2 separate regions of the Homo sapiens genome follow, and region 1 is linked to region 2. The links are chromatin loops, found by intact Hi-C in ENCODE. Cell type or tissue: CD14-positive monocyte. All regions are shown on one strand. Links, peaks and the distances in the headings refer to the core of each region. The heading gives the core; the rest is flanking DNA.

Region 1 (5,380 bases), core at 132-5,131, 260 kb before region 2:
TTTCTCTTGCTGTTTTCAAGATTCTCTCTTTGTGTTTGGCTTTCATCTGTTTGAATGATATGTCTGGGTATTCACAGAGCTTCTTGGGTGTATAGATTAATGTTTTACATCAAATTTGGAAAGTATTCAGTTATCTTTTATATAGGTATTTTTTTCTGCCTTTTTATCATCTCTCTTTCTGGGACCCCAATTATACATTTGTTGGTTTGCTCAATGGTGTCTCCTTGGCCTCTGAGGCTCTGTTCATTTTTCTTTTTCTTTTTCCTCCTACTCTTCATACTAGGTAGTTGCTGTTGATCCATCTTTGAGTTTGCTGATTCTTTTTTCTTTTTGGTAACTCAAATTTGCTGTTAAATCACTCTAGTGAATGTTTTATTTTGGCCATTGTGTTTTTCAACCCCAGTATTTTCATTTGGTGCTTCTTTATCATTTCTACCTCCTTATTAATATTGTATATTTGATCGGTCATTGTCATTCCACTTTCCTTTAATTCTTTAAACTTGATTTTATTTACTTCTTTAAATATACTCAAAATAGCAGTTTAGAAGTATTTGCTACATGCAACATGTAGGCCCACTAGGAAACAGTCTCTACTGTTTTTGTGTGTATGGGTCCCTCTTTCCTGTTTCTTTGCAGGTCTCATAATTTGTTGTTGAAAAACTGGACGTTCTAGGTAACATACCGTAGCAACTGTGGGCTCTGATCTCCTTCCCCACCCAACCAGGGCGGACGGTTGTTGCTGTTTGCTTGTTTGTTTGTTGTTTGTTTAGTGACCCACCTGGACTGATTCTGTGATGTCTGTTTGTCTCACAGCATGTAACCACTGAGATATCTGCTTAGAGTTTTTTTCTTGTTTTTATTTTTATTTATTTTTTTGAGACAGAGTCTCGCCGTGTCGCCCAGGCTGGAGTGCAATGGTGTGATCTCGGCCCACTGCAACCTCCGCCTTCCAGGTTCAAACGATTCTCCTGCCTCAGCCTCCTGAGTAGCTGAGATTACAGGTGCCTGCCACCATGCACAGCTAATTTTTGTATTTTAGTAGAGACAGGGTTTCACCATGTTGGCGAGGCTGGTCTCGAACTCCTGACCTCATGATCCGCCCACATCAGCCTCCCAAAGTGCTGGGATTACAGGCGTGAGCCACAGTGCCCGGCTTCTTGTTTTTAAGCCTGGCTTCCTAGATCGGCATAGCTTAATGGCCAGAAGTTGAGCCACACCTTGTGCCGCGAAGGCTTTACCTTTTGTCAGTGGATCTCTGTGTGGCTTGGAGAATTCATTCAAAGTTCCAGATTTTTATGAGTCTCCAGTCTGTCCTGAATGTGAATGTGTATGCAGCCTTGTGCATACCTTCTAGACCACCAGACACATGTGGCAGCTTTTCAAGACCCTCTTTAGTTGTATCATTACCTGGATTTCCATGTTAAATTTTTGGCAGGCCTGTTGGCCTATTGCTTGTCCTAACCAGTACTGCAACCTCAAGCTAGCTGCAATTTTGGTCTTCCATGATTGTCACTGAGATAACTCTTGTTTTCAACAACCCTGGGCATGGAAGTAAAGTCAGTCACCCTCTGCTGCCACGCCATTCCCTCCCACAAGCCCCACCCACCTGGATAGAACTTCCTTACCACAACCGCAGAGCTGGAGGTGAAGGGGCAATGCTAAAACACTACAGACTTCCACTGTTCTTTCTGAGAACCAATAGACTTTCTTTTTTTTTTTTTTAGACGGAGTCTTGCTCTGTTACCCAGGCTGGAGTGCAGTGGCGCGATCTCAGCTCACTGCAACCTCCGCCTCCCTGGTTTCAAGGGATTCTCCTGCCTCAGCCACCCGAGTAGCTGGGACTACAGGCTCGCGCCACCACGCCCTGCTGATTTTTTGTATTTTTAGTAGAGACGGGGTTTTACCGTGTTAGCCAGGATGGTCTCAATCTCCTGACCTGCCCGCCTTGGCCTCCCAAAGTGCTGGGATTACAGGCGTGAGCCCACGCCCGACCACGGATGGACTTTCTTAAATTAACCCTTCTCAATCTGTTGTATGGCTTTGGTCAAATTTCCAGTCTTTAAATGACTGTCTTTGGCAATTTTGTCTGGCTTCATAATTGTTTTGGGAAAAGAGGATTTGCTGAGATCTGCACTCAGCCATTCCACAAGTCCTGCCCACTTGCAGCAATGAGTTTTTGTGGGCACAAAGCAAACAGTATACACTACAATATTTCATGGAAGGAACTGAGGCCAAGAGAGAGGAAGTGCTTTGTCTAAAGTCCCACAGCAAGTCCATGGTCGAGCTAGGACCAGAACTACTCCCTTGCCCCTGCCAACAAACCAACTCTTTCTTCTGCCTTAAAGGGAAAATGTAATGGCAGCCACATATCCACTAGAGGGCTCCCCATACCAGGCTTCTCACCCAGAAAGCAGAATGATATTGCAGGAGACTTCAAACTGGACTTCATTTTCTTTTGCCATAAGCCCAGGGAAAGCAGTAGGGATATCCCCCACCATAAATCCCGGAAGCCGGTAGTATACAGAAGAGGTTGAGTGCTACGAGTTGGGAAGACAGCATGTGAGTGATGTAGATGGATACAGAGGAGCAGAAAGCAGCCAAGAGAGTAAGTGAAGAAAGGCAAAGTGGAGGAGAGCTCTTTCTCGTCCTTTGAAGAAGACTAAAAAGGAACAATAGCAAATAGTATTTTCTTTGTGATTCAGATAGTAATAAGACTATATTGCTTTAAGCAGATGCCTCTGTCTTCATAAATGGCAAAGGATCAGAGAAACTGTTTTAAAATGTTCATAAGAAAGTCTGAAGTTTAAATATTTTGAAGCTCATTTTAAAAAATCAAGTCAGGTTCAACATTTGCATGTGCAGATGCAGGTAAACAGTTAAATTGCCTTTAATTTATAATTTAGGTATATACAGATTTTTGATTCATAGATTGTCTAATTATTTTTTCCTTTCAGACATAGGTAAATGAGAGAGGAAGAGAAGTTATTTAGCCTAATTTCTTTATATGAACATATGTGCTAAGCTGAGGCCATTTCTGCTATTATACACACATGACACAGGAGACCCCATAGGCCCATCCTCACTGTTACAGTAATCTAAGGACCATTACTATCTAAGTCCTGACACTGGTCAGGAAGAAAAACAGAAATGCCCATGGACAAAAGATGAACAAGAAGTGAAGAACAGGCGCCAGAGCTCAAATCAATCCAACTCAGGCTATTATTTCTGGCATTGATCAGGGTGAAGGAAATGGCAGTAACAGTAAGATTATGGGACAGGTTTTTCTGAGTCACTCCAGAGGGAAAGCCACTTGACACGTTATGTTACTCTTGAACTAACCCCTGATTCCATCTCACTCTACCTGACCACAGACCCCAATACCTTAGAGTCCTAACCAATGCCTTTCACCCACCATCCACCATATCTAGTGGAGGGCAGGGCTCTCAGAGTCGGCCAAGCCAGCTGGACGGTCACGTCTGTTCTTTGTAGGAACATGCGGTCCGTTCTTCACCATCCCTCCACCTTGGACATATTTCCCCACCAACCAAATAGCCAGTTACTTCCCACTCAACATGGCTAGGTCATTCCCTATGACAACAAACAAGCAATCAATCAAATCCTTGTTGTTGTTTCCTGGAAAACTGACAGCAAGAAGATAACCCAATTCATTGTGAGGCCAATCTAAGCCAGAAGAAAGCTCAGAAAACCCAAGTTCTGTTCATCAAGGATGTCGAACAAGCTTTGTGGTACAGAAAACAGAAGGCTCAGGGATTGGAGAAGGAAAGAGGAGGGAATTTTGGAATTTTAAGTATTTTCTTTTGCATTTTAATACTCTCTCATCTGCAATATTGCCACTGGATGAGGTAGTAAGGTATAAAACTAAATGGGATTCACAGAGACTTAACAGTTATCCACTCTCTTGTTAAATTTCCTCCCACTGTAAATCGATTATATTGAGTATTGATTCTCAGCCTTGGTTACAAATTGAAATCGCCTGTGGAGCTTTAAAAAGTTCAGATTGGTCTGGAGTATAGCCTGGGTGCCAGAGTTTTAAAAGCTCCTTAGGTGAGTTTAAGGTGCAGCCAAGGTTGCGGTTATACTGGGGTCTTTTCTACAGTCCCATCCTTCCCTTTTTCTTTTCTTTAACATCTCTCCAGCATTTCATGAAGTTCTGCTAACTTCATGAGCCACAGAGTAGCTGTCTGTATGCTACAGAGCCGCCTCCAATCCCAGTTGATGCTGGTACCTTCAATTCTAGGTGAAGATTTTGCTGCCCTGTTTGCCTTTGTGTGATTGGATTAATTCGAAAGCCTTGTCTTCAAGCTCTTTCTTTTATTAATACTTGTTCAGTTCTATTTCCCATGCATTTTGTATATCTCTAAGTGTGTCTTTCATTTCCATAAGTTGTGCTTTTAATTTATAATTTCTATTTTTCTGGAGCATTTTTCATCCATATGCTGTATTGTCTTAAAAAATTGCTTTAACTTGGTTTTCACCTTTCTCTGGTATCTCCTTGAATAGCTTAATAATCAACCTTCTGGGCTGGGTGTGGTGGCTCACGCCTATAATCCCAGCACTGTGGGAGGCTGAGGCAGGTGGATCACCTGAGCTCAGGCGTTCAAGACCAGCCTGGCCAATATGGCAAAACCCCTCCTCTACTAAAACTACAAAAATTAGTGAGACATGGTGGCACATGCCTGTAATCCCAGCAACTGGGGAGGCTGAGGCAGGAGAATCACTTGAACCTGGGAGATGGAGGTTGCAGTGAGCCAAGATCGTGCCATTGCACTCCAGCCTGGGTGACAGAGCAAGACTCCATCTCAAAAATAATAATAATAATAATAATCAACCTTCTGAATTCTGTTTGTCCCTTTAGAATAAATGTTCATTTCAAAGCTCCCCGTACATCTGCACAGGCTGGCAACCCAGCTCTGGCCCTTCTCCCGGAAACAGGTGCCCACTTAGAGAAACTCCTATTTTCTAAGGCCTCCTATCTGACAAAGAAAAAAATAATCATAGCAAAGACTTGGAACCAACCCAAATGTCCAACAATGATAGACTGGATTAAGAAAATGTGGCACATATACACCATGGAATACTATGCAGCCATAAAAAATGATGAGTTCATGTCCTTTGTAGGGACATGGATGAAGCTGGAAACCATCATTCTCAGCAAACTATCGCAAGGACAAAAAACCAAACACCGCATGTTCTCACTCATAGGTGGGAACTGAACAATGAGAACACATGGACACAGGAAGGGGAACATCACACACCAGGGACTGTTGTGGGGTAGGGGGAGCGGGGAGGGATAGAATTAGGAGACATACCTAATGCTAAATGATGAGTTAATAGGTGCAGCGCACCAACATGGCACATG
Region 2 (5,380 bases), core at 216-5,215:
TCTGCATCCGCAGGTTCTGCATCCTTGGGTTCAACCAACCTCGGATTGAAAATACAAAAGAAAAAACAATAAAAAATAATATAAAGGCCAGGCGTGGTGGCTCATGCCTGTAATCCCAGCACTTTAGGAGGCTGAGGCAGGTGGATCACCTGAGGTAGGAGTTCAAGACCAGTCTGGCCAACATGGTGAAACCCCATCTCTACTAAAAATACAAAAAATTAGCTGGATGTGGTGGCACACACCTGTAGTCCCAGCTACTCGGGAGGCTGAGGCAGTAGAATCGCTTGAACCCGGGAGGCGGAGGTTGCAGTGAGCCAAGATTGCACCACTGCACTCCAGCCTGGATGACAGAGACTCCGTCTCAAAAAAATTTTAAAAAATAAGTATCCAAATGGATATGTCTAGGTTATATGCAAATACCATGCTATTTTATATAAGGGACTTGGGCTTCCATGGATTTTTATATCCTTGGGGATCCTGGAACGAATCTCATTCAGATACTGAGAAATGACTGTTTATATAACTCAAATGCAAAAACTAGAATGACTATCCCATCATATTCACAGGTTCTGTCCACAGTTAGGGGCAGGGGAAAGTGTTATACAAGGCATGTACAACAAGGGGCAAGAGTCTTGGAAGCTATCATAGAATCCTTTTTTTTTTTTTTTTCCCTGTGATAGGGTCTTGCTCTGTTCCTAAGCCAGAGTGCAGTTTTGCAATCCTAGCTCACTGCTGCCTCCTGGGCTCAAGGGATCCTCCCACCTCAGCCTCCTGAGTAGCTGGGACTACGGGTATACGCCGCCATGCCCAGCTCCATCTTAGAATTCCGCCTGCCACAATTCTAACTTCACATGATGTGCAGAAATTAAAATGAATTAGATCTCTGAACATAAAAACTAAAACCAAAAAACTTTTCCAAGAATGCATAGGAAAACATCTTCATGACATAGGGTAGGCAAAGATTTCTTAGGTAAAATACACTAACCATAAAATTAAAGATTGATGGCCAGGCATGCCGGTGTCTCATGCCTGTAATCCCAGCACTTTGGGAGGCCAGGGTGGGTGGATCACTTGAGGCCAGGAGTTTGAGACCAGCCTGGCCAACATGGTGAAACCCCATCTCTACTAAAAATACAAAAATTAGCCAGATGTGGTGACGGGCACCCGTAGCCCCAGCTGTTAAGGAGACTGAGGGAAGAGAATCACTTGAACCCAGGAGGCAGAGGTTGCAGTGAGCTGAGATCATGCTACTGCACTCCAGCCTGCTCAACAGAATGAGACTCTGTCTCAACAAAAGAAAAAAAAGGAAAATACTTTTTAGGTAACTAAGGTCAAAAGTTCACATTTTTAGATCCATACTATTCACCTGGAGAGGGGTAGACAATGCCATTTTGTTTTCTGTTTTATAAATCTGAAATTGAGGGCAAAGGGGATGGTAGGTTATTTTAATGAACAAACAACTATTTTTTCTGAGAGTGTGAGATGAACATTAGTTTGAAAGGGGTTCCTACATATTTCTCTGGCCTGCTGCCAGACTTATCTATGGCCAAAAGTATGTGTGTCTGTCTTTGACAGTGACAGCTTTGTATTCTGTCAGTGATCTTTCTGTGCCTTTTGAGGGGGTGGATTTCCTTGGTTAAGGATAAATCTGTAGCAGAGCAGAGTCTTAACCCATTTCAGCAGCCACAAAATTTGGGCCTGAGTTTACAAACACATCACCTGACGTCTCTTTTGCAACTCAAAAGTGGCTTCATTTATTATAACTATTAATGTGAAAGTAACCAAAGAAAAGAAATAATCTGTGTAAAAATGTCTGCATCTTTGTCTTTACATAAATTGTTCATATTAAAAAGCTTAACTGTTTCCCCTTTATTAACAGTTTCCTTTTTGAGGTTATAAAACATGGCCTTTTTTTTCCTTTTAGTTATTTCAGGCATGTTTGAGTGTTCTTAGGGATGTGTTATAGACAAGTTTTAAGAAACTGTTGCAAGGAAGGTGGAATGAATTGGAGATTTATTTGTTCTTAAAAAATGAAGTGGCTGGGTTCAGTGATTCACGCCTGTAATTCCAGCACTTTGGGAGGCCAAGGAGGGCAGATTGCTTGAGCCCAAGAGTTTAAGACCAGCGTGGGCATCAAACTGAGACCCCCATCTGTACAAAAAATTTAAAAAATTAGCCAGGCATGGTGGCATGTACCTGTAGTCCCATCTACTTGGGAGGCTGAGGCAGGAGGATCACCTGAGCTCGGGAAGTCGAGGCTACAGTGAGCTGTAGTCACACCAGCCTGGGTGACAGAGTGAGACCCTGTCTTTAAAAAAAAAAAAAAAAAGAAGGTAAAGCTGACAGACTACTAAACCTTGAAATTTCTTTCACATTTGTTCCTTTTCAGAATAAGTATTTGAACAGCTCTTCTTTTCTACCTTTGAGGTGTATACTTGGGAGAATAAAGTCAATTGACTTTTGGAAATGGCTAGTTAGAATCAAAACAAGAGCTTTCCCCAAATTCGGTAATAAAATTAACGGGTGAGGAATCAGTAAGGTTTACTGCTGTTCCTCCTGGAAATGGCACAAGACTGATTTCCTTTTTCCTTAGCCTGAGATTACCATTGGATGTGTTAGTGCCCTCTTCAGGTGTAACTTGGGTACTGCAGCCGGCGTCCTTAAATAACAGGGACAAGAAATAGATACTTTAATAAAATAAAACTTTAAAATAAATACCTTAAAGTTTTTAAAATAAAAGTAATATGGCCACATTACAAAAGATTTGGAAAATAAAAAGAAGGAATCAGTCGTAATTCCACCAGCAACGTAAACTCTTGGTGCAGACATTCCTTGTCAGATGTTTCATCTGTCATTAGCAAAATAATATAACTGAAAAATTAGTGATTTTACTTATGTAATGAATCACGAAAAGAGAAAAAAGTAAGGTCCTTTAAATGAAAAAAAATTAAGTGATATGATATTAAAGATAAAGTTGTAACCTGAAAAGTAAGGGAACATTGACTTCGTTCTTTTGAGAATTTTTGGCTTTTTATTTTTCCAGTACCTTTTGAACTAGCTTGGGTCACTTCCCTGTAGGACTTTAGGAAGAGACTAGCCAAGGCTTCATTCTTTCTCTATAAGGTTGTGTACTAGTGTGGCAGTTCGTTAGCCCATTGCCTCACAATTCTCTTCTGTTTTAGAACACCCAAGATAACACATAGCACACCCAAAGAAAAGGACATTCCCTGTCTGTATCAGTGGCTCTCTCCAGTAGTGATTCTCTACCTGACACATAACCAGAATCAAGCAATAATTTGTCCATAGCTTTAAAAAGGTGACATGCACCATCAGGAGTCAGGATCTACTCCCCATCCCACGTCCTTTATCCCATCTCACATGCAGCTGAGAGTCACTGACTTGGACAGTCTTCTCTAAAGAGTCTGCTCATAGAAGGTAAATTTAAGACATAAAAATGTTTAAGACTCTTAATCAAAAGACTTTAATTTTTTCTGATAAATTCAAAAAGATAGACTTTAACCAGCCCTGATGTTTGAGTGTAGATGATGAGGGAGAAAGAAGAGTGAACCCTATTTCTGTATTTGTCTTGGGTTTCTGGGTGGATGGTAGAACTATTTTCTGATCAGGGAAGAATGTCAGTCAGAAATGATGTTTTCTTTGATGTGTGGAATTTGAGGGGCTGAGATGCCTCAAAGTGATCCCTTCTGTTTCCGTAGCTTCAAATTACTACCTACATGTTGATAACTCCCAAATCTATACTCTATGTTGGTCTGGTCTGCCCCATAGGTGATGTATCATACTGCCTCTATCTCCTGGTCCTCTGTCTCCGTATATCATTTACACACCAATCTATTTAATCATAGTTCTGATAGCGCAACACTTTTTCATAGAAAAGTTTATATGGAAGTTTGATACATAAAATAGATTTGGTTAATAAGGCCCCTTCTAACCTCCCCATCTTAGTTTCTTTTTTTTTTTTGAGACGGAGTCTCACTCTGTCACCCAGGCTAGAGTGCAGCAGTGTGATCTTGGCTCACTGCAGCCTTCACTCCCCAGGTTCAAGTGATTCTCCTGCCTCAGCCTCCCAAGTAGCTGGGACTACAGGTGCCTGCCACCATGCCTGGCTAATTTTTTTTTTTTTTTTTTTTTTGTATTTTTAGTACAGACAGGATTTCACTATGTTGGCCTGGCTGATCTCAAACTCCTGACCTCGTGATCCATCTGCCTCGGCCTCCTAAAGTGCTGGGATAACAGGCATGAGCCACCGCGCCTGGCCTTTTTTTTTCTTTTAATAGAGATAGGGTCTCACTATGTTGCCCAGGCTGGTTTCAAACTCTTGGAATTCAAGCGATCCTCCAGCCTCCACTTCCCAAAGTGCTGGGATTACAGTCATGAGCCACCTTTAATTTCTTTGTATCTTACTGGCAACAAAGAGGAAAGGAAAAAATCTTGTTGCTCTATAGCTAACTTTAACTTCAATTCTTAAATTTTCTGTTACAATTGTAGCAGAGGTTGGCAGTCAAATGAATAATAATAGCTGATATTGTGTTACTATCTAATCAATAGTATTCTGAGCACTTCTACACATTAATCCACTTAATCCTGGCAACATCCCTATGAAGTTGATCTTGTATTATCCTATTTTACAAATGAGGGACCCGATGCACAGAGAGATTGAGTGTCTTGTCCAAAATCACAGAGCTGGCAAATGGAAGAGGATACAAACTCAGGCATTCTGGAGCCAGAGTCATTTCTGTGCTGTACTAACTCTAAAGCTGGGGATAAAGTATTTTACTAGGTAGGGATCCATGGCCAAGTGGAAGCCAGGAAGCATTAAGGGGTGAAATAATCTTTATTTTATTATAGTTATTTATTTATTTATTTATTTATTTATTTTTTGAGATGGAGTTTCGCTCTTGTCGCCCAGGCTGCAGTGCTGTGGCTTGATCTTGGCTCACTGCAACCTCCGCCTCCTGGGTTCAATCAATTCTTGTGCCTCAGCCTCCTGAGTAGCTGGGGCTACAGGCGTGTGCCACCACGCCTGGCTAATTTTGTATTTTTAGTAGAGAGGGGGTTTCACCATGTTGGCCAGGCTGTTCCCAAATTCCTGACCTTAAGTGATCCACCCGCTTCAGCTTCCCAGAGTGCTGGGATTACAGGCATGAGCCACCGTGCCCAGCATTTATTTTTTTTTTTTGAGACAGCGTCTCATTCTATTGCCCAGGCTGGAATGCAGTGGCATGATCTTGGCTCACTGCAACCTCTGCCTCCCGGGTTCAAGTGATTCTACTGCCTCAGCCTCCCCAGTAGCTGAAACTTACAGGTATGTACCACCATGCCCAGCTAACTTATGTGTTTTTAGTAGAGATGGGGTTCTGCC

Evidence for each region. A loop is a pair of places that touch in the nucleus more often than their neighbours do. Peaks named below come from ENCODE experiments on the same cell type or tissue, not always from the same donor. Only the 100,000 strongest peaks of a DNase experiment are listed, where the experiment ranks them.
Region 1: a loop joins it to region 2, with 3 times the contacts of the local background. A loop is called at or near these places in 80 of 110 quality-filtered maps.

What each region holds. Positions count from the first base shown.
Region 1 is chr11:63,476,618-63,481,997 of GRCh38, forward strand. All of the region lies in intron 3 of PLAAT5 (phospholipase A and acyltransferase 5), which reads right to left. Among named protein-coding and RNA genes, the nearest start is that of PLAAT5, 12 kb to the right of the region's middle. In CD14-positive monocyte, for the core only: CTCF peaks have their summits at 2,360 (motif pointing right) and 2,568; a DNase peak (open chromatin) is centred at 2,414.
Region 2 is chr11:63,736,321-63,741,700 of GRCh38, forward strand. The region is part of intron 3 of RTN3 (reticulon 3); the gene reads left to right. Among named protein-coding and RNA genes, the nearest start is that of ZFTA, 30 kb to the right of the region's middle. In CD14-positive monocyte, for the core only: CTCF peaks have their summits at 2,628 (motif pointing left) and 2,828; a DNase peak (open chromatin) is centred at 2,601; H3K27ac peaks cover 670 bases.